2 separate regions of the Mus musculus genome follow, and region 2 is linked to region 1. A link is a loop called in an ENCODE intact Hi-C map of the cell type or tissue named here. Cell type or tissue: left cerebral cortex. All regions are shown on one strand. Each heading gives the region's core, and the rest is flanking DNA. Links, peaks and the distances in the headings are about the cores only. Region 1 overlaps Smap1 (small ArfGAP 1). Region 2 overlaps Gm53062 (a long non-coding RNA gene).

Evidence for each region. A loop is a pair of places that touch in the nucleus more often than their neighbours do. Peaks named below come from ENCODE experiments on the same cell type or tissue, not always from the same donor. Only the 100,000 strongest peaks of a DNase experiment are listed, where the experiment ranks them.
Region 2: it touches region 1 in a loop (8-fold over the local background); 1 of 42 quality-filtered maps calls a loop at or near these places.

What each region holds. Positions count from the first base shown.
Region 1 is chr1:23,898,963-23,910,609 of GRCm38, forward strand. The region is part of intron 1 of Smap1 (small ArfGAP 1); the gene reads right to left. Among named protein-coding and RNA genes, the nearest start is that of Smap1, 18 kb to the right of the region's middle. In left cerebral cortex, for the core only: a CTCF peak has its summit at 7,301 (motif pointing right); no DNase peak of the experiment used is centred there.
Region 2 is chr1:23,983,652-23,995,298 of GRCm38, forward strand. Gm53062 (a long non-coding RNA gene) reads left to right here. Exons shown (of 5, transcript XR_865295.2): 4 at 9,291-9,422. Among named protein-coding and RNA genes, the nearest start is that of Gm53062, 12 kb to the left of the region's middle. In left cerebral cortex, for the core only: no CTCF peak of the experiment used is centred there; a DNase peak (open chromatin) is centred at 5,636.

The DNA of each region.
Region 1 (11,647 bases), core at 2,678-10,677:
CATAAGATAAAGATAAATAAAGAATCTGCAACTAAAATAACTGAAATTTTAACTGTACTTCAACATGTCAAGTATACAAGTCCTGCAACAAAGCACAATATATACACGCAATACTGTGGAGAGCTTTGGTACTACTTATAGAAATTTTGGCGAGTACTTGTCACTGGGCTCAAGGAAGTGGGCTCAGATAAGAACATTCACATTTGGGCTAATGCAAGGATCAAGGTGAACACAGCCAAGAAACCTGTGACTTCCTCTTGTCTTGGCAATCCTGATAAGTGCCCAGACCCAGTGACTGGAAGGCTGGGGGAGGACTTTGCTTACTGCTTTGTTTGATTACTATCTGGTGTGATCTCTTTGTTCAGTGCCTTGTTTGATTACTCTGTCTTTGATCTGAGAACTGACCCTATTCTCTGCAAGTACCTAGAATGGTATAAGAGCTGACTGGGAAAAAATCAACCCGCTTCAGCCTCAGCACTGCCTGGAGTCATGTTATAATGCTGTCTAATTTTCTTTCTCTCTTCAGTCCTCACTCCTGCCATTGAGAGCCTGTTGACTGACTGAGCTGGCTTGGTCACAACACACACACACACACACACACACACACACACATTTTCCTCAACTTTGATGATAAGACTACCTGTTACTCAAACACTTCAACTAAAAGAATGTACCCTCCTTGGAGTTTACTCCAACTGTGTACCGCTCTATAAGATAGAAAGATGTTTCTTATACTGATATGAAAATGTCAACTGTTTAAAGGAGACAAAAACGATGATGAGCCAGGGTTCTCCAGAGACAGCGTCATGTGGCAGGAGCCATGAATGTTGTGTGGCTCTGAACCGGAAGGTGGATGAGATAGTGATAGTAATGTTCCTGACTCCGCCCACCTGCTTAGTCATTCATTTATTCTGACTTCTGTAACAAGAAATGAATGTTCACTGTATGCCAGATGCATTCTAGATAGATGATAGAGGTCTAGCAAAGAAACAGATTATTCTGTTGTCATAAAATATACACTCCAATGAAGCAAACAGAGGGACAAATTAAATGTCTGTCTTTAGAAGGCTACAAAATTATTAACTTCCATCTTATAGTAGAAAAATAATTTTGGTAACTAATGTTTCTGAGTATAATAGCTGACATTTTTTAAAAAGGTTCATATAACGAACAGTGGAAAATGTTAGCCAAAACATTCTGAACTGTAGAGTCTAACTCTTTTTTACCAATAATAATTCACAAATAGATGGCTAATACTAACACTGATAAATAAAAAGTTTAACAAACACAACTATAGAATAAATTGGCTTTTGTCTTTATTTTTAGTGCAAGAAATACAAAGATGAAGAAAAATTTTGTATCACATTAAGAATAGCAAACTATAATTATGTAAGCAATGGTTTCAAAACTGTAAAAGTGAATACGATACACAAAGCAATTTTAATAACATGATACAGAATATAACCAAATGTTTCCATTTGACTTGAAAAATGGGTGTTAGCAGTGCTTAAGAAAGTAAAATAAAACATATAAATGAACACATCGTTAGAAATGTCCTCTACACACTGATTTAGTCTCCAGAGCACAGGAAGATTAATACAATGGATAATCTGTATCATTTGGCCTGGAATGTCAGGATTTCACTGGAACATAGTGGCAACATCGGTAAGGTAATTCTATCATTTTCTCCAAGTTCCCTGAGAACTTCATGAGAACAAATGTTATAAATAAACCTAAATTTAACTATTATCTTCAAGGAACTTAAGAGACAGGCAAATTTCAGTAAAAAGAAAACATTTAAAAGTTCTTGCCATGTCTGTTGCTACTAGATCAAAACACTGAATACCATTTCAGTGTATATAAATACAATGAATTTATCAAAATGACAAATACAACTTAAAAGGCAAGCCAAATACAGAAAGCAGCATTCCTGAAGAGATTAGCTATCAAGAAATGGCATACAATCACTCTGGAAGTCAGTCTGGAGGTTCCTCAGAAAATTGGACATAGTACTACTGGAAGATCCAGCAATATCTCTCCTGGGCATATACCCAGAAGATGGTCCAACTGGTAATAAGGACACATGCTCCACTATGTTCATAGCAGCCTTATTTATAATAGCCAGAAGCTGGAAAGAACCCAGATGTCCCTCAACAGAGAAATGGATACAGAAAATGTGGTACATTTACACAATGGGGTACTACTCAGCTATTAAAAACAATGAATTTATGAAATTCTTGGGCAAATGGATGGATCTGGAGAATATCATCCTGAGTGAGGTAACTCAATCACAAAAGAACGCACATGATATGCACTCACTGATATATGGATTATTAGCACAGAAACTTAGAATACCCAAGATACAATTTGCAAAACACAAGAAAATTAAGAAGAAGGAAGACCAACGTGTGGATACTTCATTCCTCCTTAGAATAGGGAACAAAATAACCATGGAAGGAGTTACAGAGACAAAGTTTGGAGCTAAGACGAAAGGATGGACCATCCTGAGACTACCCTACCCGGGGATTCATCCCATAACCAGCCAACAAATGTAGACATTATTGCACATGCCAGCAAGATTTTGCTGAAAGGACCCTGATGTAGCTGTCTCTTGTGAGGCTATGCCAGTGCCTGGCAAATACAGAAGTGGATGCTCACAGTCATCTATTGAATAGAACACAGGGTCCCCAATGGAGGAGCTAGAGAAAGTACCCAAGGAGCTGAAGGGGTCTGCAACCCTATAGGAGGAACAACAATATGAACTAACCAGTACCCCCAGAGCTCGTGTCTCTAGCTGCATATGTAGCAGAAGATGGCCTAGTCAGCCATCACTGGAAAGAGAGGCCGCTTGGTCTTGCAAACTTTATATGCCCCAGTACAGGGGAAGGCCAGGGCCAAGAAGTGGGAGTGGGTGGGTAGGGGAGTGGGGGGAGGGAGGGTATAGGGGACTTTCGGGATAGCATTTGAAATGTAAATAAAGAAAATATCTAATAAAAAAAAAAAAAAAGAACGCCGGGCGTGGTGGCGCACGCCTTTAATCCCAGCACTTGGGAGGCAGAAGCAGGTGGATTTCTGAGTTCGAGGCCAGCCTGATCTACAGAGTGAGTTCCAGGACAGCCAGAGCTACACAGAGAAACCCTGTCTCGAAAAATCAAAAAAAAAAAAAAAAAAAAAAAAAAAAACAACAAAAAAAAACCTAATTAAGAGCCTTACAATGAACTTAGTTTACTTCTAGGAAAAGTATCTAGGCTACAGCACAAAGATAAAACTTCGGCCAAATTGGGTTACATAACAAAACCTTGTCTCAAATTTAAAAAAAAAAAAAATAGTATTTAGTTGTGTCCAGAACTGATAAAAAAAAAAATTAGCAGTCATTAAATTCTATGGAGTGAAAAGAAGGCAATCAATGTGATTTATACTGGGGACAGAAGCAGGCAGGGTCAGGAGCATTACTATCACTGAGTTACTGGGTTGTAGGAAAGACTAAAACATGTTCAACAAGAGCCTATCTCCACTGGGTACATAAAGAACAAATCAGACTCTTAAATGACTCGAGTTCTAACACCTGAAACTCCAAATACACTGGGCAGAATGGAACTGGCAGAAATATCCTGGATAGGTGATAAAGCAGGAATGAGCACATGAAATGCATCTGACAGCAGACTTGATGAAAATACAAATCCAAGTGAGTATCACGAGCCAGATGTATCTCACGCACACGTACGTGCGCCACACGCACCTGCCATCTCAGTAATCAGTAGGCTGAGGGCATTTTGGCTTACATAACAAGTTTAGCCAGGAAAGGCTAGAGAGAAAGACCTCTCAAAAAGATAAATAAATAAGTAAAAAGTAAAAAACTTTCAAATTAGCACTACACATTTAACAAAACAGATAAAAACAGAAAAAAAAAAATCACATTAGTAGTTTGCAAGTTACTTCTGCATCTGTTAAAAAAAATCTGACATAGATGCCAGCAGAGTAAGGAACTATCTCAGCTCACACATCCAGAGGGTGTGGTTCATACGTTACATGGAATGAGATGGAGCAGGGCATCACAGTCATGAGAGTATTGACAGAAGACAACTGCTCACATCGCAGAAGACAAGAGGAAAAATATAACTCCAGGACATACCCCCTAAGGCCTACTTCTTCCAGCTAGGCCCCACTTCCAACTTTCTAGAGCCTCTCAAACTAGTGCCAACTGGTCAGCCATTCAGATATGAGCCTGGAGAGGGTATCTCAAGTTTAAACTGTAACAAATAGGAATACAAAATGATTATAAAAAAATTAAAGGCAGTTTAGGTTTGCAATTACCATAAAAGTCAGCAAATTGTACTGTTGGACATTTAACACAGAAATGGAACTTCAGTCTGCTTCCTGTTGTGATAAACGCCATGGCTAGAAGATTCAGCTTACAAGTTACAGTCCATCTCAGAGAAAGGGCAGGGCAAGAACCAAGACAGAAGCTTGAAGCGGAAGTCATGGAGAACAAACACTGCTTACTGCTTTATTCTTCATGGCCTTCTTAGCTACAATTATCACTCACTCCAGGACCACTTGCATCTCTCAGTGATCTGAGTTCTACGCATCAAGTAACAATCAATGTCTCAAAGACACACCCACAGGCCCCACAGGCCCCACAGGCCCCACAGGCCCATCTGATGGAAGCAGCTCCTTAACTAAGATTCCTTCTTCCCAAGAGTGTCTAGGCTTGTATCAGGGTGACAAAAACTAAGCAGCACAGTGTGTCTGTTTTTGTGTGCATGTGTTTACATGAGCCAGGCAACCTGAGTGCTGGGAACTGAAGACAAATTCTATTCAAGAGCAGTGCACACTCTTGGCAAATGAGCAATCTCTCTATTTTAAAGTTTAAACTACAACATTTTAAAATGAAATAAAACACTGAAGTGGAAAAGAAACCCAAGGCTGCCGAAGTTAGGAATGTGGGGAAAAAAAACCCTGGGAGAAAGGTTTGTGTATTTATGAGAGGGTGACTAAGGTCCTTAAGATGGTGTAACTCTTCCATATCTTCATATGAGACGCACATCTATGAAGCTACACACATAAAAAAGCTGTATACAGATACATATATTACATGTTATATATATTATACACACACATCTGAGTGTAATAAGTAAACCTCAGTCACTGGTGAATGTCCTCCTGGTTGTGATAGCCCAGAGTTTTATAAAATGTCACTGTCACCGTCACCAGAAACTGGATCAACTGTCTATGACTTTTTTAACCAACTGAATACAGACTATACAACATTCACTCTATCGTAAAGGTCTCTATGTACTGACTCACACTTCTTTCCATTCCAAACCTACCAAAAAGAAAAAGTAGCTTTTACCTCAACTATAATCACTAATTATTTTCTAGCTCAAATATCTGTAACAAAGAAGCCATATGCTAGAAATACTCAATACTTTATACTGAGAAAACTGTAATAGTTTAGCAGTAAATACATGTAAGCTGAAGTAAACTGCGTAGTACCACAAAATTTTAACCATCTTCTATCCTACCAAAAATAAACCCTCCAAAAATAAAAAATAACAAAAACCCTTTAGTTCATCATTATTTATGGAGAAAGTGTTATATGTGAAAAAATATATTTTTATTAGGTATTTATTTCATTTACATTTCCAGTGCTATCCCAAAAGTCCCCCACACGCTCCCCCATCCACTCCCCCACCCACCCACTCCCACTTCTTGGCCCTGGCGTTCCCCTGTACTGAGGCATATAAACTGCACGACCAATGAGCCTCTCTTTCCACTGATGGCCGACTAGGCCATCTTCGGATACATATGCAGCTAGAGACACGAGCTCCGAGGGGTACTGGTTAGTTCATATTGTTGTTCCACCTATAGGGTTGCAGATCTCTTTAGTTCCTTGGGTACTTTCTCTAGCTCCTCCATTGGGGGCCCTGTGATCCATCCAATAGCTGACTGTGAGCATCCACTTCTATGTTTGCTAGGCCCCAACATAGTCTCACAAGAGACAGCCATATCTGGGTCCTTTCAGCAAAATTTTGCTAGTGTATGCAATGGTGTGAGCGTTTGGAAGCTGATTATGGGATGGATCCCCGGATATGGCAGTCTCTAGATGGTCCCCATCCTTTCGTCTCAGCTACAAACTTTGTCTCTGTAACTCCTTCCATAGGTGTTTTGTTCCCAATTCTAAGAAGGGGCAAAGTGTCCACACTCTGGTCTTCGTTCTTCTTGAGTTTCATGCGTTTAGCAAATTGTATCTTATATCTTGGGTATTCTAAGTTTCTGGGCTAATATCCACTTATCGGGCATATATCCAGAAGATATTCCAACCGGTAAGAAGGACACATGCTCCACTATGTTCATAGCAGCCTTATTTATAATAGCCAGAAGCTAGAAAGAACCCAGATGCCCCTCAACAGAGGAATGGATACAGAAAATGTGGTACATTTACACAATGGAGTACTACTCAGCTATTAAAAAGAATGAATTTATGAAATTCCTAGGCAAATGGATGGACCTGGAGGGCATCATACTGAGTGAGGTAACCCAATCACAAAAGAACTCACACAATATGTACTCACTGATAAGAATATATTTCAAATAAACCAATTCATTACTAGTTTAAGAACAGTGCTTTCATGAAAATTATAACCCTTATATGAAATTTGAAATGGGAAAATGCTGGAGGCAGAGTAAGAGCAATGGTAGGGAAGTAAAAAAGTCCATCAGAAGTTCAAGGCCAGACTCCACTATATGATCAGTTCACTATGGCCAGCCAGGGCCCCAATGAAACCCTGCCTCAATAAAATGAAAATATAAAAATTTTACAGTTTAAATATCTTTTAAGATTTCTGTGATATTAAATACAGGCTATACAGTCTGCATTGACAAGAATCACAGTTCTTGGCTAAACATAGCTATTAAATCTTGAAATGTAGCTAATGAAACAAACTGAATGTTTAAAATCAGTTAAATAGGTAGATAAAGATAGTAGCTTCCACAGAGAAATTCACCACTACACACACACACACACACACACACACACACACAGAGGCACGCACACTCATGCTCGCACATACATGGCCACAATGCAGTAACAATCATCAGTACAGTAGGTGAGTACTTCTCAACCAGGGCACTACTTTAAACAAAACAATTTATTATATAATTTATTATGCAAAAAGAACATATCCCTTTTAAACAGGAAGGGTATTTTTCCCAAATTCTATTTTATAATCACTCTTAAGTTACAAAATATTATTCCACTCAAAGGAATTACTAAAGTGATTTTGTTTAGTTAGCAATAATACATTTTCACCAGCAGAGGGCATACATTACACCACAATACTCTTAAATGTTTAAGTTCTACTGTGAGAAATCAATCAATCAATCAGATATTCACTTACACAAAAGGTATTGTACTTTGTTCTAAAAATGAATGTATATTTTATTAAAGGTATATTGACAATTGAATAATATCCCTAAAACCCTAGTTTTGTACATTTTAACTGTTTATTCTAGTTAACTATCATCCCCAAAACAAAACAAAATATATAAAAGGTGAAATCATCTTTCAAGGGATACACACACACACACACACACACACACAATTATTTCCTCAGCTTAAAAATAAATGACAAACCATTTTCTAGATAGAAAATTATCTAAATTCCAACACAAAATAAACATTTGTTTTTAAAAGTAAATTAAACACAAGAAAATAAATGAAATTTTGAAAAGGTGCTAAAACTGACAAAGGCATATTTAGTATTTGAGAAACGGTGCTTACATACCACCTGCCTCTAGCTTGTACATGCACCACTATGCTCATCTCAGAAAATAATTTTATATCAACTAAAAATTACAAAAATAAAATAAAATGAACTCTTAATTTCCTCTATATCCTATTATATTTAATTTTCCTAAGAAGATTGCCTTTTCAAATTCCTTCTGTCTTGCGACTTCTGATTCAGATGTCTTCCATGGTTCTCTTCCCTCCTTGCTAAACGTGGCCATCTAGCCTCTAAGTCAGACAAGCATCTAGTTAGTCCAGTAGTTATGGCTCTGGCACATTCATTTCTGCTAATGACTCCCCAAAAGCAAGCAGCCTCGGTCTCTCCTCTCTCCTGAGGCAGGCCTGTCTCTGGAGGAATGCACATCTGCTCCTGGAGCTCTCCCTTCCTGAACCAACTCTGCCCAACTCTCAGTTAAGTTTGATCATATGCCTTGTCAAAAATCAACTTTTCAATTAAAAGCCCTCTCCCAAAATCTAATCAGTAACATTGCATGCTTACCCAACACTTCCTATACATACAGGCAGAATATACTCTGCTAATGCCCTGCCTGTTTCAACTGGAGAGCAAGTATCCAAACATGCGCCTACTACTAGAGGGGGGTCTTCATTCAAACCACCACAGCCAGGCTTCTGCTGCATAATCTCTAATCAATATCTATTCTAGAGAATAGAAAAACAATTTTTATTCTGTAAAATGATTACTTTTCTTGAACCTTCCATAAAGTATTCTTGCACACCCTAAGACATAACTCATAAATTAGATATAACTCATGACTGTCTCTATAGTATAAAATGAGCATAATTACAAAGCCTTACTCTTCTACCAAAATATTTACTAGACATTACTTCATAAGCTCCTCCATACCCTGTAATATGGGTTTCATCACAGATGTAATGAATGACACTACAGTTCAGAGTTTAAACAAGCGGGAAGAAAGGGAAAATGAAGAAAAGGCAGAAAAGAGGGGGAGAAAGAGAAGGGAAAGGAGAAGAAAGAAAAATCAATCAGAGCCAACAGCCAAGCAGTGAAGACTCTGTTCTCACCATCAAACTAACTGGCCTCTCAATTCTAACAGAGCCCTATCAATTCACTGCCGATGCTCAAAAAGGGATGTAAAGGTCCTAGAACCAAATGAAAATGAAGTCATAACGTATCAGAGCCTTTGGTATAGCTTACACAGTAGTAAGAGGAAAGCTGATAGCTATAAGAGCTTACATGAAAAAATCTCAAACAACTAACCTAATGAGCTCAAGATCTAACAAAACCAAGAAAATCCCACACGCAGAAGCAGTAAATAGCAAGAATAATCATCAGGAAATAAATTAATTAAATGGGGAGCGAACAGAACAGTACATATCAATCAGTTAGACAGTGTGTCTATGAGTTTATGTGTTTATGTGTGTCTTTCTTCCTGTAGGGCATGAAAGCAAAAAGATGACCCTCGAAGGAAGAAGGAAGAAGGCTTGGGGGTATGGAAATAATGGGGAACATGAAAGCAAAAAAGACTAGGGAAAGAAAGGGGCAGGTGTGATGAAGAAATTAATGAGAAAAAAAGGACAATGACATAAAGGTGCAAAAAGTAAAATAATGAAATCTATTACTTCCTATGTTAACTTTAAAACAATTTTAAAAACTACAAGTGGGTAAGCAAGTACATTATAGCCTTTGTTTTTTTCTTTGCCCCTTCAAGATATTCTATCAACGTTTTGTAAAATTTCCCTCTAGACATACAAGCTTTCCTTTTTTGTTGTTATTGTTGTTTTTCTTTGGTAGTTTTTGGTTCTGTGTGGTGCTGAGGACTGAGTCCAAGTCTCTGCACACTAGGCAAATAGTGCTCTACCACTGAGCTAAATACTTTTAAGTATGTTCTACACTGTTTACAAGTTTATTGAGTGAGCTAACCATTTGCTTTGATAACACTGCAGCCATCATAAAAAAGGAATCAAATTTTGAAAGATTTTACATTATTGTCTGATTCATATTTTAACAAAATAACTAAACAGTTGTATAAAGTTAGGACGCATTATAATACCTTTTTTTTCAAATGATGTCATTTGAAATTTGACGAAGTTATCAACATCCAAAACTTACCTCCTTTAGTACTATGTACAATGAAAACTAAAAAAACAAAATGGATAAAGAAAAGGAAAAGAATCTCGAAGCTGAGTTATCATTTTTATGAAGGTTCCATGGAGCGTGTTAATCTGCATGTTACCTCACTACTCCACAGTTTTGGCAGGTCAGCAAGAGCAGGTATATCTCTGTCTCATATGGAGAGATCAGACCAGACACCTCTAAGCTTCCTATAATTTCATAACTACAATATAGATCAGACACCAAACAATATCCCAAATATACCACTGCTTCCTATTCATAGCCTAAAATGAGTAGAATACAGGACTAGATGGCTAGAGCCTAGCATGCCCAGTCTAATAAAAGCTGTCTAGAATTTTCTATTCTCTTGGTCTGACTGAGTAACCAAGACAAAACTATGAAGCTTTCTCCCTCCCACTGAAGGACAGCTCACAAAAGAACAGAAATGACCAATAAGGACACTAAACTTTTCTAACCATAAAACTATGGTGAAAATATATAATAGCAAAATAATCATTTCTTCAATCAAATCAAAGAATCTTATCAAAAACATGAAAACCCAATAGCAGACTGGGAACAGGTCAGCCAGCTAGCATATTAATGAGGGGAATATTAGCTAGTCCCATCACTACAGTAAATATAGATCAAATAGTTTTAAATTTGATACACATGAACATACACTTCAGATTTTATTCTGTGGAAATTTAAATATACACATAAAGCTTTGCTATCATGAATATTTATAAGCTTAGATTTTTTTTAGCAGTCAGGGACAGATTATTTTTAAATACCCTTAGAGTATTTAAAAATACTTACCAGTCGCAAATATTCAGTACAGAGAATAACCTTAAGTTTCCTACAGCTCGGTATTGGCCTTTTTCTCAGCAAATGACATCATCTCCTAATTGTTCCCTCATATTTCAGAACACTCGGACTCTATTCCCTCATAAGCTGATTCACCTTGTTCATCTGACGATGGGGGAGGGGTTCATTTTTAAATGGCTGTCTAAGGAATCTTGTTCTCTCCAGGCCAAGCTGTGTGTGTTCCACTCATTGTGATGCAGCTGCTAAGGCAAAGGCCACCGATAATTCTGCTGATCTGCCCATGGTCTATTGCACTGAACTTCTGGTGTGCCTTCTTCTGTACTTGGAAGATGGAAAACTAAAAACTCCATTTGGTTTCTTTATAGTTAAGAACCTTGTGCTGCAGAGACTACAGGGACAATCATGGAGTCAGCATGGGTCTGAACTAGGTCTCCTGCATATATGTTATGGTTGTGTAGCTTCGTGGTCTTGTGGGACTACAAACAGTGGAAGAAGGGGCTGTCTCTGACTCTTTGCCTGTGTTTGGGACCCTTTTCCTCCTCCTGGGTTCCTTCATTCAGCCTTGATATAAGGATGTGCACCTAATTAGTCTTACTGAAACTTGTTATGCCACATTCGGTTTTTAACCCCGGGAGGCCTGTTCTTTTGTGGCGGGAAAAGAGGAGTGGGTCTGGGGCTGGGGAGGGTAGTCTGAGAAGCGTGGAAGAAGGGTGTTCTCTCAGTCATGAGAGAAGAACAAAAAGTAAAAATTAAAAAAAAGAACTCTATGGTGGTTAGTTTATGTCAACTTGACCCAGGCTAGAGTCATCTGACAAGAGGGAATCCCAATTAAGAAAATGCCTCCAAAAGGTCAGGCTGTAGACAAGCCTATAAAACAATTCTGTAATTACTGACGGATGTGGGAGGGACCGGCCCATTGTGGGTGGCGCCATAGGGAG
Region 2 (11,647 bases), core at 2,381-10,380, 84 kb after region 1:
ACTTCTAAGGCTAAAAAGATATGCACTTCTTGGGGCTGGAGCAATGGCTGCTCAGCAGTTAAGCGTACTGGCTGCTTTTCCAGAGGACAGAGGTTTGATTCTCAGCACACACATGGGAGCTCACCGCTGTTTGTAATTTCATTCTTGGGGAATCTGGCGCTCATTTTTGGAGTCTGAGGGCATACGGTACACAGACATACCTGCAAATAAAATACCCATACACGTAAAATTAAAACTAAATTAATGAACAGATGGATGAGTGAAAAGAAGATACATACTTATTTACCTTTGTTCATATTCTGTTATGCACTGAAATGGCTGTATGCATAGAAAACTATTTTATTCCTGATATAATGCAGTACACCCATAAAACAAATTCAAATCAGAAACCTACTTTCTCTTCTACATAACTGGCATCTTAACATCAGTTTCAAGAGATGCCATTGATACAAAGTTTAAGAGCCCTGACTTGGTGAGGCAGAAACGTAACCTCTGGCCTTACAGCCAATGAGCAGAGCATGGCTTCATCCATCTGATCTTTGTGTCTCTGTATGTGGTTGACTCAGTTGAATGCTGCTTTCAATATCTAAAGCCCATAATTAAGATCTGGTAGTTATGACCCTGAAATAAATACCATAAACCTACTGCATCTTCCCATCATGTGCCTCATCACTCAGGAAACAAGCCTGCCCCACTCTAGTTCTGTCCTAGGAGAGTGTTACTCTTCATTCTTCAACAACAGAACCTAGATGCCACCCTTGGGCCCCCACATTCCTCCCTTCCATATGATTCCATACATAGCTGGGAATTCACTGGATTCAGGTAACTCCAGGGTGTTGGGTTGCAACTAAGAATACCAAACTCTTCCCTGAGTGAATGGTGGTAGCTTAAGACAACAAAGCTTTAGCTCAACCAGTCAGAAATCACCATCTGGAGATTTGTCACTCTTTGGTGAATACACTATAAGAGCTTTCTTTTGTGCACCATCCATGGACCCCTGAACCATTGAAGTTTTGTACTCGCTGATTCATGAATCATGTCTGTGCAAGTTCTGTTTCTAAAATGGTAACGCTCTGAGGTCCATCTATTAGCACATGTTAATAGGTTATGGTTGATAAAGCTTGAGGTAAATAAGTCAGTGAACCACAGTCATTTTCCCTGGACTTCTTATGAGTATTTCCAGATACTAGATTGCTCAGTGCCTGAGGAATACACAACACACACACACACACACACACACACACACACACACACATGCATGTGCACACTAATATATATTTCTTTTGGGCATCATGATACTTGATTTATATTGCTGTCTTAGGGTTACCATTATTGCTGTGAAGAAACACAATGAGCGAAGGCACCTTGTGGGGGATAGGCTTCCTTTTTGGATATATATATCCTGAGTCACAGTCCACTGAGGGAGGCCCGCCAAGACAGGAACTCAAACGGGGAAGGACCTGGAGGCAAGAACCGATGCAAAGACCATGGAGGGGTGCTGCTTACTGGCTTGTTCCCCAAGGCTTGCTCAGCCTGCTTTCTTACAGAATTCAGGACCACAGCTCAGAGGTGGCACTGCCCACAATGGGCTGGGTACTCCCCATTAATCACTAATTAAGAAAATGCCCTACAGGCTTATCTGCAGCCTGATATTAGGAAGGTCTCAATTGAGGTCTACCCCTCTCTGATGACTCAAGCTTGATAAAACTAGTCAGCACAATTGCTAAGACTGATTAATGGCTTTGTATTTGAGGTGGCTACAAAAGTTAACATCCTACAGCCTTATCTATTTGTTTTAAGGGGAATTTTTTTTGAAAAAAATTAAAATAAAAGTGGTTTGACAATATTTTATTGATAATTAGTTATATCATCAAAATGTATATAACCTTTATAGATATAGTTTGTCTATTTTTCCTTATTTCTTGGACTTTTTCCTCTGTGCATCTGTGTCAAGATGGCTTGATGACAGAGCAGTATACATAGGTTTCCATTTGGGATCTAAGTAGGAGGTTGCTATTTATGGAACTTAAAAATTGTAGACAGATTCTAGCTTTAAAACTGAGGAAAATCATAGTGGTGATATCAAATGAATTTGAGCAGAAATGGAGCATTTTAAAAAGTTTTTTTTATAACTGACAAGAAAAAATACTGAGTTTTCCCTGGCCATAGTCCCTTAGGGACTTACCTACAGAGAGTGGTTATTATTTTTTTTTTCTAGCCCTCCCTTACCTCCTATGGAGACCAACAAGGAAATAGCTTCTATCCAAAAATTGTAATGGTGGTGGTGTGGGGAGGTGGGAAGATTGCTCAGTGGTTAAGAATGCACTTGTGATACCATCATGAGGACCGGAGTTCAGATCCCAAGAAGCCCACATATATGTCAGGTAAGGGTGGTAATCTACCTATTAGTCTAGCTCTTAAAGACAGAGACACAGAAATACCCAGGAACTACCTTAGTAAGGGTTCTCAACTGCTTTGACCTTCTAGCCCACTGTCCAAGGGTAGGGGAGAAAAAATGGTAAATAGGACAAGGGGATGTGGACTTGTTTACATCTTCCTTGGGGTTCCTTGGGGCGATTCCAATTTCTGTTTGTCAGGATACCAGCAGTCCAATTCAGTAGTGTCAGGATTCCAATAGTCCAGTTCAAAAGTCTCACCAAACAGGAATCAGCAGTTAGGGGAGGTGGGGAGATGATGATCCAGCAGATCCAGATGATGATGCCAGGCCGCTGCTAAATCTGCACAAGTCATCGGGAGAGAGAGTGACCAGGACCAGCTGGGATGCCAGGAGAAGTTCTCTGCCATGCCTCTCTCAACAAAGTGAACATCAGCAAAGATGCAAGACCGAGGAAATGTTGCACGGCTAGCTGTGGAAGTGCCCTGCCACTGTCTACTGAGTCCTATTTATACTCTCTCCAAACATCATGTGTGCTCCCACAAGCCAGAAAAGTCACCCAGCAGTTAAAAGTGCTTGTTATTCTTTCAGAGATCCTGGGTTTAGTTCTCAGCACCCAACTTACCCAGCTTGCAACTGGCTGTAACTCCAGTTTCAGGAGATCTGATGCCCTCTTCTGACCTCTGTGGGTACCAGGTACAAGAATAGTGTACATGCATACAGACAAACACCCACATCCATAAAATAATATCTTAAATAAGTGGGGTCAGTTTCAGACTGTGTGAAATTCTTGGCTTACTTACCGAAAATGTAGGTGAATGTTTTGTGACAATTTATGTTCTTAGAACAATGCAGAGTCCAGTTAGTCCAATTAGTCCCTCCAGGTCTCCTCCAGAGCTTTTTACTTCTCTCATACAGGGCATTCGCCAGACCTAGTCCACCCTCATGAGACCTGGTCCACCCTCCTCTTCCTAGGCTATTGCCTATATCTGTATATGTGTTGGTTCATTTGAGACAGAGCCTTATGACATCATCCGGGCTATTCCCATACTCAAAGGCTCTAGCAATCCTGTGTTCTCAGGGACTACAGGTACACATCATGTGACCTGACTCCAGGTAGTACTTACTTTTTCATATTGGTGTTAAAAATCTCAGGAGAGCCCGGATCAATGAGATGGCTCTGTGGTTAAAGACACTGCAGGTAAGCCAGGCAACCTGACTGGTGGGTGGGAAAAAACTATTTCTGCAATTTGTCCTCTGACCTCCACATGGCATGCATGCCTTTTCACACACCCCTTCCCAGAAATAGACTAATAATTCTAAAAAGATTCTGAGTCATATTTTGAAAAACACTTACTAGACAAAATAATTTCATTAGTAAATTTGCAAAAAAGAATTAAGACAACACATGTGTAGGGCAATATAAAAGTTTTAAAGTACCGATATTTCTAAATCAAAACAACTGTCAATATAGATGCTGTCAAAATGTCCTTTTGAGTGAAAAGATTATCTGATATTACTGACAGGCCCAATGGCTCAGCTCTGAGATGCCAACTTCAGGTGTAGGATATCAGGGCTGGGTGACAGTTTCTGGGAACCACTGTAGGGAAAGGAAACAAACTTACCTTTCTAGTTGGTGATGGAGACTCAGGCTGTGAGGAGATGAAGGAAGTTAAGCCCAGTAGATTTACCACTTTGTACAAAACCACAATGGTAAATAAGTAGGCATTGGCTCACAGGCATGGGAGGCTACATAGGGAAGGAATTCACTCTGAAGTAATAGGTAGTAGGACTCCATTTATTTTAACTCAGAATGGCATGAGCCTTTTCAGAATGGCATTTTTTCAGAGGGAATTTTGTATATACATACACACAAGTACACACACACACACACAGACTCAGGTTAGAATGTGGTGGATCTAGGCTAGGTAGAACACAGCACTTAAAAGCTAACCCGAATATTTATCTAGAGACAAGGTCAAGGCTGCAGTGATAGCAACTTGAATTAGTTTTCATTTTTGCATGGGAAATTAACATCACACAGCAAGATAAATTAATGTTTCCACAAGCAAAATGGAACCAAGCTGCTCTTCCAGGCCTCACCTGGCTGAAATCAAAGTGTTGGATGGGCTGTGACCTTAGCCGAGGCTTAGAATCCTTTACAACCTTAAAGAGGTTGGCAGCGACATCAGGGGCGGAGGGAAGTACATCTCCAGCTTTTCGTTGGCAGCTCCCCGAGGAGTTCCTGTCATCTTTTAGGCGTCTGAACCCAGAGAAATCAAGATTAATCACTTCTCCACACAAAATAATTTCAAGACCAACCAGTATGAGTTTATCTTTATTTTTATTTTTAAAGATTTATTTATTATTACATGTAAGTACACTGTAGCTGTCTTCAGACACTCCAGAAGAGGGAATCAGATCTCATTATGAGATGGTTGTGAGCCACCATGTGGTTGCTGGGATTTGAACTCAGGACCGTTGGAAGAACAGTCAGTATACTTAACCGCTGAGCCATCTCACCAGCCTGAGTTGGAGTTTATTAAAGACATTAGTAAAAGAACATGCTTTCAGATTTGTTGTTACAAGTTCAATAATAGGTACTATTATATTCTGGTCCTTGGTTAGCATAGCAGCAGATTTCAAAATAAATAAAAAAGCTGGGCATAACTTAGTTCAATGGAAGTAGTAAATAAGAAAAGATACCCAGGTTTATGTCTTAAACCTAAAGCATTGGCTTATGACTGTATTGAGGTCCTGCAAGGAACCTGAAATTACTTAAATTGTGATTTTGCTACAAATAGCCATATGCTTTGTGCTACATTTTCTACTATAAACTGTTCTTTGTAATTTATGAATGTTAATTTGGGTTCTCTAAGAAACAGATGGCAAGACAGGATGAAAACTGAGTTTTATTGGGGGAAACATCTGTGAACTATCCAGATTGGGGGCGGGGGTTAGTTGTAAGGGTCTCTGTGATGTCCAGGGTCAGCGAGTGATGACTGACCAGTGGGAGGGGAGAAGGCAGCTCAGCCTATCAAACTCAGGAGCCGGTGTTGACTCAAACTTCCGAGTCTGACCCCGAGTCGCTTATTTTAGGCATATTTAAGCCCAGCAAATTTTGATGATTTTTTTTTTCTGGTGATAATGAATTCAATCCTGTGTGCCCAATAAAGCATGCAGAAACCTCTTTGAGGAACAAAGGAAGCTAAATAAGAATCGGACGTGACGACAGGGAAACGCTTTGTAAAGTCCATCTGACAGCTTAAAGATAGGTTCCACAGATGGACAACATATGACATAAAGATGGGACTTAGAGACTAAGTGAGAAAAGCGAGCTTATGATCGGGCTCTGGGGAAGGCTCCGATGTGGTCTCGGCATAAACAGCACTAGCGTAGAACGCTTGTCCACTCCCAGGTCTCTGGGTGGATGACAGGTATAGAATTCCTTCCCTTGGGATACAAATTGGAAAAGATGAAGTCAAAATATCATTATTTGCAGATGATATGATAGTATATATAAGTGACTCTAAAAATTCCACCAGAGAACTCCTAAGCCTGATAAACAGCTTCGGTGAAGTAGCTGGATATAAAATTAACTCAAACAAGTCAATGGCCTTTCTCTATACAAAGGATAAACAGGCTGAGAAAGAAATTAGGGAAACAACAGCCTTCTCAAGAGTCACAAATAATATAAAATATCTTGGCGTGACTCTAACTAAGGAAGTGAAAGATCTGTATGATAAAAACTTCAAGTCTCTGAAGAAAGAAATTAAAGAAGATCTCAGAAGATGGAAAGATCTCCCATGCTCATGGATTGGCAGGATAAACATTGTAAAAATGGCTATCTTGCCAAAAGCAATCTACAGATTCAATGCAATACCCATCAAAATTTCAATTCTTCAATGAATTAGAAAGAGCAATCTGCAAATTCATCTGGAATAACAAAAAACCTAGGATAGCAAAAACTCTTCTCAAGGATAAAAGAACCTCTGGTGGAATCACCATGCCTGACCTAAAGCTTTACTACAGAGCAATTGTGATAAAAACTGCATGGTACTGGTATAGTGACAGACAAGTAGACCAATGGAATAGAATTGAAGACCCAGAAATGAACCCACACACCTATGGTCACTTGATCTTTGACAAGGGAGCTAAAACCATCCAGTGGAAGAAAGACAGCATTTTCAACAAATGGTGCTGGCACAACTGGTGGTTATCATGTAGAAGAATGTGAAATGATCCATTCCTATCTCCTTGTACTAAGGTCAAATCTAAGTGGATCAAGGAACTCCACATAAAACCAGACACTGAAACTTATAGAGGAGAAAGTGGGGAAAAGCCTCGAAGATATGGGCACAGGGGAAAAATTCCTGAATAGAACAGCAATGGCTTGTGCTGTAAGATTGAGAATTGACAAATGGGACCTCATGAAACTGCAAAGCTTCTGCAAGGCAAAAGACACCGTCAATAAGACAAAAAGGCCACCAACTGATTGGGAAAGGATATTTACATATCCTAAATCAGATAGGGGACTAATATCCAATATATACAAAGAACTCAAGAAGGTGGACTCCAGAAAAATCAAATAACCCCATTAAAAAATGGAGCTCAGAGCTAAACAAAGAATTCTCACCTGAGGAATACCGAATGGCTGAGAAGCACCTGAAAAAATGCTCAGCATCCTTAATCATCAGAGAAATGCAAATCAAAACAACCTTGAGATTCCATCTCACACCAGTCAGAATGGCTAAGATCAAAAATTCAGGTGACAGCAGATGCTGGCGAGGATGTGGAGAAAGAAGAACACTCCTCCATTGTTGGTGGGATTGCAAGCTTGTACAACCACTCTGGAAATCAGTCTGGCGGTTCCTCAGAAATTTGGACACAGTACTACCGGAGGATCTCGCAATACCTCTCCTGGGCATATATCCAGAAGATGTTCCAACCAGTAAGAAGGACACATGCTCCACTATGTTCATAGTAGCCTTATTTATAATAGCCAGAAGCTGGAAAGAACCCAGATGTCCCTCAACAGAGAAATGGATACAAAAAATGTGGTACATTTACACAATGGAGTACTACTCAGCTATTAAAAAGAATGAATTTATGAAATTCCTAGGCAAATGGTTGGACCTGGAGGGCATTATCCTGAGTGAGGTAACACAATCACAAAAGAACTCAAATGATATGTACTCACTGATAAGTGGATATTAGCCCAGAAACTTAGGATACCTGAGATATAAGAGACAGTTTGTAAAACACATGAAACTGAAGAAGAATGAAGACCAAAGTGTGGACACTTTGCCCCTTCTTAGAATTGGAAACAATCACCCATGGAAGGAGTTACAGAGACAAAGTTTGGAGCTGAGACGAAAGGATGGACCATCTAGAGACTGCCATATCCAGGGATCCATCCCATAATTAGCCTCCAAAGGATGACACCATTGCATACACTATCAAGCGTTGGCTGAAAGGACCCTGATATAGCTGTCTCTTGTGAGACTAGGCCGGGGCCTAGCAAACACAGAAGTGGATGCTCACAGTCAGCTATTGGATGGATCACAGGGCCCCCAATGGAGGAGCTAGAGAAAGCAACCAAGGAGCTAAAGAGATTTGCAACCCTGTAGGTGCAACATTATGAACTAACCTGTACCCCGGAGCTCTTGACTCTAGCTGCATATGTATCAAAAGATGGCCTAGTCGGCCATTACTGGAAAGAGAGGCCCATTGGACACGCAAACTTTATATGCCTCAGTACAGGGTAATGCCAGGGCCAAAAAGTGGGAATGGGTGGGTAGGGGAGTGGGGGAGAAGGTATGGGGGACTTTTGGGATAGCATTGGAAATGTAATTGAGGAAAATATGTAATAAAAAATATATTAAAAAAATAAAAGGAAAGCAGAGAAAGTAGGAATAGAGATGATGGAAGGCACCTGTGAGCTTGGTAGGACAATAGATGGCAGAGAGGATAAAGATCAAGCTACATTGTATCCATGAATGAAGATGTCAGGATGAAGGTCACAGTGTATAATTACCGCATGCTAATAAATTTTAAGTATATTTATTAAACCTATATCCTAACTTTGAAAACTAATTAGGAAATAAACAAACAAGAAAAGCAAAAAAAAAAAAAAAAAAAAAAAGAATTCCTTCCCTTGAAGGGACAGCCTTTTGGGAAACACTTCAGGTCCCCTTGTGCTTATCTTTGAACATGAGGACCTTCATACCTCCTATAGCAGGTTGGTCTGATATCAATGAATGAGAGTGAAGGCACGGAAGACTGGATACACAGAGCCTTGGACAGGAGCACAGTTCAAATAAAATTCTGGGCAGTCAGTGACATAGCCTAATGAGGGTAGAAGTGGGAGGGGCTACATGAATAGCCCTGTGTATTTGTCACTCTTCCTACTAAGGTGGTAAGATATCGATAAAAGCAATGTAAGGGAGGATGGGTTTATTTAGACGTATGGTTTCACAGTTCATCATGGTGGAAACCACAGCCACAGAAGCACAGCGCAGCTGGTCACACTGGATCCAGTTAGGAGCCAGGAGAGAAAAAAGGATGAATGCCCACTGTACTGACTAGTTTTATGTAAACCTCACATAAGCTAGAGCTGTCTGAGAGGAGGGAGCCTCAACTGAGAAAATGCCTCCTGGGATAAATGGAATGACTCTCATTTACTGTATATTATACACGTTATTGAAGTATATAAACTCTTTTCTCACATGTTGTGCTAAGTAGTCTAGACCAGCACAGTTTTGATTTCTTATGGTCAATTCAACTAATAATTCAAAACTAATTTAACATAGTATTTTTCAAAATGTTAATTTAATAAATGTTCACTAATTTGGTTGACTAAATTACAGGATATTTTCAAAATATTTTTACTTAGCAGAAACAACAAGAAAGAGAACAAATGTTGCCCGTGGCTCACAAGCATTTGGACCTCCGGTATCTGGACCTCTGCCACCTCTTCTGGTCTCCAAGGCCACTGCATGCACACGGGGCTCCCAGACACATGCAGGTAACAGCAACACACATGAAATAGAAATACCTTTTTTAAAGAAAGGAACTAACGTTGGCTCATAGGTGACAAAAGCAAATCGAGTTTAATTAACACAAAAATTAGCCTCTGGTCACAGTTAGTTTAATAATGATCTTCCATTGGCCAGAGAGTTGGCTCAGACGTTCACAGCACCTGTTGGTCTTGCAGGGGACCTGGGTTTGATTCTCAGCACCCACCTGGCAGCTCACAGCCATCTATAATTCCAGTTCCAGGGAATGAAGTGCCCCTTTCTGACCTCCTCAGGCACCGGGCATGCATATGGTGTGCATACATACATGCAAGCAAAATACTCATACACATACAATAAAATACATTTAAAACTTTAAAAAGTTTATCGTCTTCAATGATTTCAGCAACGCCTCTATCAAACCGCACTTACAGTTGACATCATTTAATGATCAGCCCACTGCACTGTCAGTCTGTCTGTCTGTCTGTCTGTCTGTCCGCAGTGTTTATCAGCTCTGCACACCCTTTCTTTCTAAGCATAGCCAGGGGGCTGCAGGCCTAGCCTCAGCGCCACAGAAAAGATGCCTGAGGTGTGTAGTGGGTCTGGCCCAGGTATCGATGGGATAGGAGCTGTCGAGTTATCAAGATGAACTCAACAGAAACTTCTCCCCCTGCTTTTCTAACTTGCTGTCTTACCAATACACATTTCATTCTGCCCACCCAAATTATCACTGTTTTAAACTAATGATTCTTTCATGTGAATATATCAAAGTAATTTAGTTCATATATTTCGAATTTCGCTTTTCTTGATCATTCCCACAGGAAGGCCTAGTGATCTGGAAAAATCCATTCAGGGTTCAGAATAGTGAACGCAAGGAAAGCCATGCCTTTTGCTCTGCTGTGAATGGCGTGCACGCTGAAACTGTCTGTGGACATCTACAAGGGTGCCTCAGAAAGGGATTCTTGTTTGCTTGGAAGGGGATAGGTTCTTACTATACTGTCCAGGCTTTCCCCAAACTCTGCCTCAGGGTGAGGTGGCTCAGTGGCTAAAGGTGCTTGCTGCTAAAAGTCTGACGACCTGAGTTCCATCCCAGGAATCTACACAGTGGAGAATGAACCTGCTCCTGTAGTTCTTCATAACTTCTCTGTCTTTGTGCACGCACACAAACACACCCCTCTCCCCCGTGGTTTTCTCTCAGGAACTGTAATATGAATGGATTCTGTGATGGTTTGGATATTCTTGGACCAGGGAGTGGCACCATTTGGAGGTGTGGCCTTGTTGGAATAGGTGTGACCTGGTTGGAGTAGGTGTGTCACTGTGGGTGTGGGCTTAAGATCCTCACCCTAGTTGCCTGGAAGTCAGTCTTCCACTAGCTGCCTTTGGATGAAGACATAGAACTCTCAGCTCTGCCTGTGCCATGCCTGCCTGGATGCTGCCATGCTCCCACCTTGATGATAATGGACTGAACCTCTGAGCCTGTAAGCTCAATTAAATGTTGTTTTTATAAGACTTGCCTTGGTCATGGTGTCTGTTCACAGCAGTAAAACCCTAACTAAGACAGATTCATTTATTTAATCTACTCAAGTGTCCTGCCAACTACTATCATCTCCCATTTACACAAAAGGATACAGATGTACAAAGACATTGAGTAACATGTTCAGGATTACATAGACAGCAAGGAGTGGGGGCAGGACTGGATTTAGCTCATTTGGCTTCAAATGAAGTAGTCTGTCTCATTACTGTGGCCTTCATGAACTCTACTGTATTGTTTAACCTACACTTAAAGTCACTATGAGGCCTGGGAGGTGACTTACTGGGGAAAAGCTGACTGCATGAGCTTGAGGTCCTTAGTGCTCCATCCTTGGAACCTATGCTGAAGGAGAGAACTAACCTCCACAGCTCTCCTCTGACCTCTGTGCTTAGGCCCACATACATGCACACATGCATGTACACACGTACACACAGCACATGTATACACAATTCTTTGAGTGTCCCAATTTGGTTCCTGTTGCTTTAATAAAACATGTACTAGAAGCCACTTGGCAGGAGGGAAGGGTTTATTCCATCTCACAGATTACACAGATGTAAAAGTCCATCACAAAGGGAAATCGAGGCAGTAAGGGCAGTTCCTCGAGGCAGGACCTGAAACAGAGGAAAGCCGTTTAGTGGCTTGCTCCCTGTGGCTAATTCAACGTGCGTTTGTATACAATCCAGGACCAGCTAACCAATGGTGGCA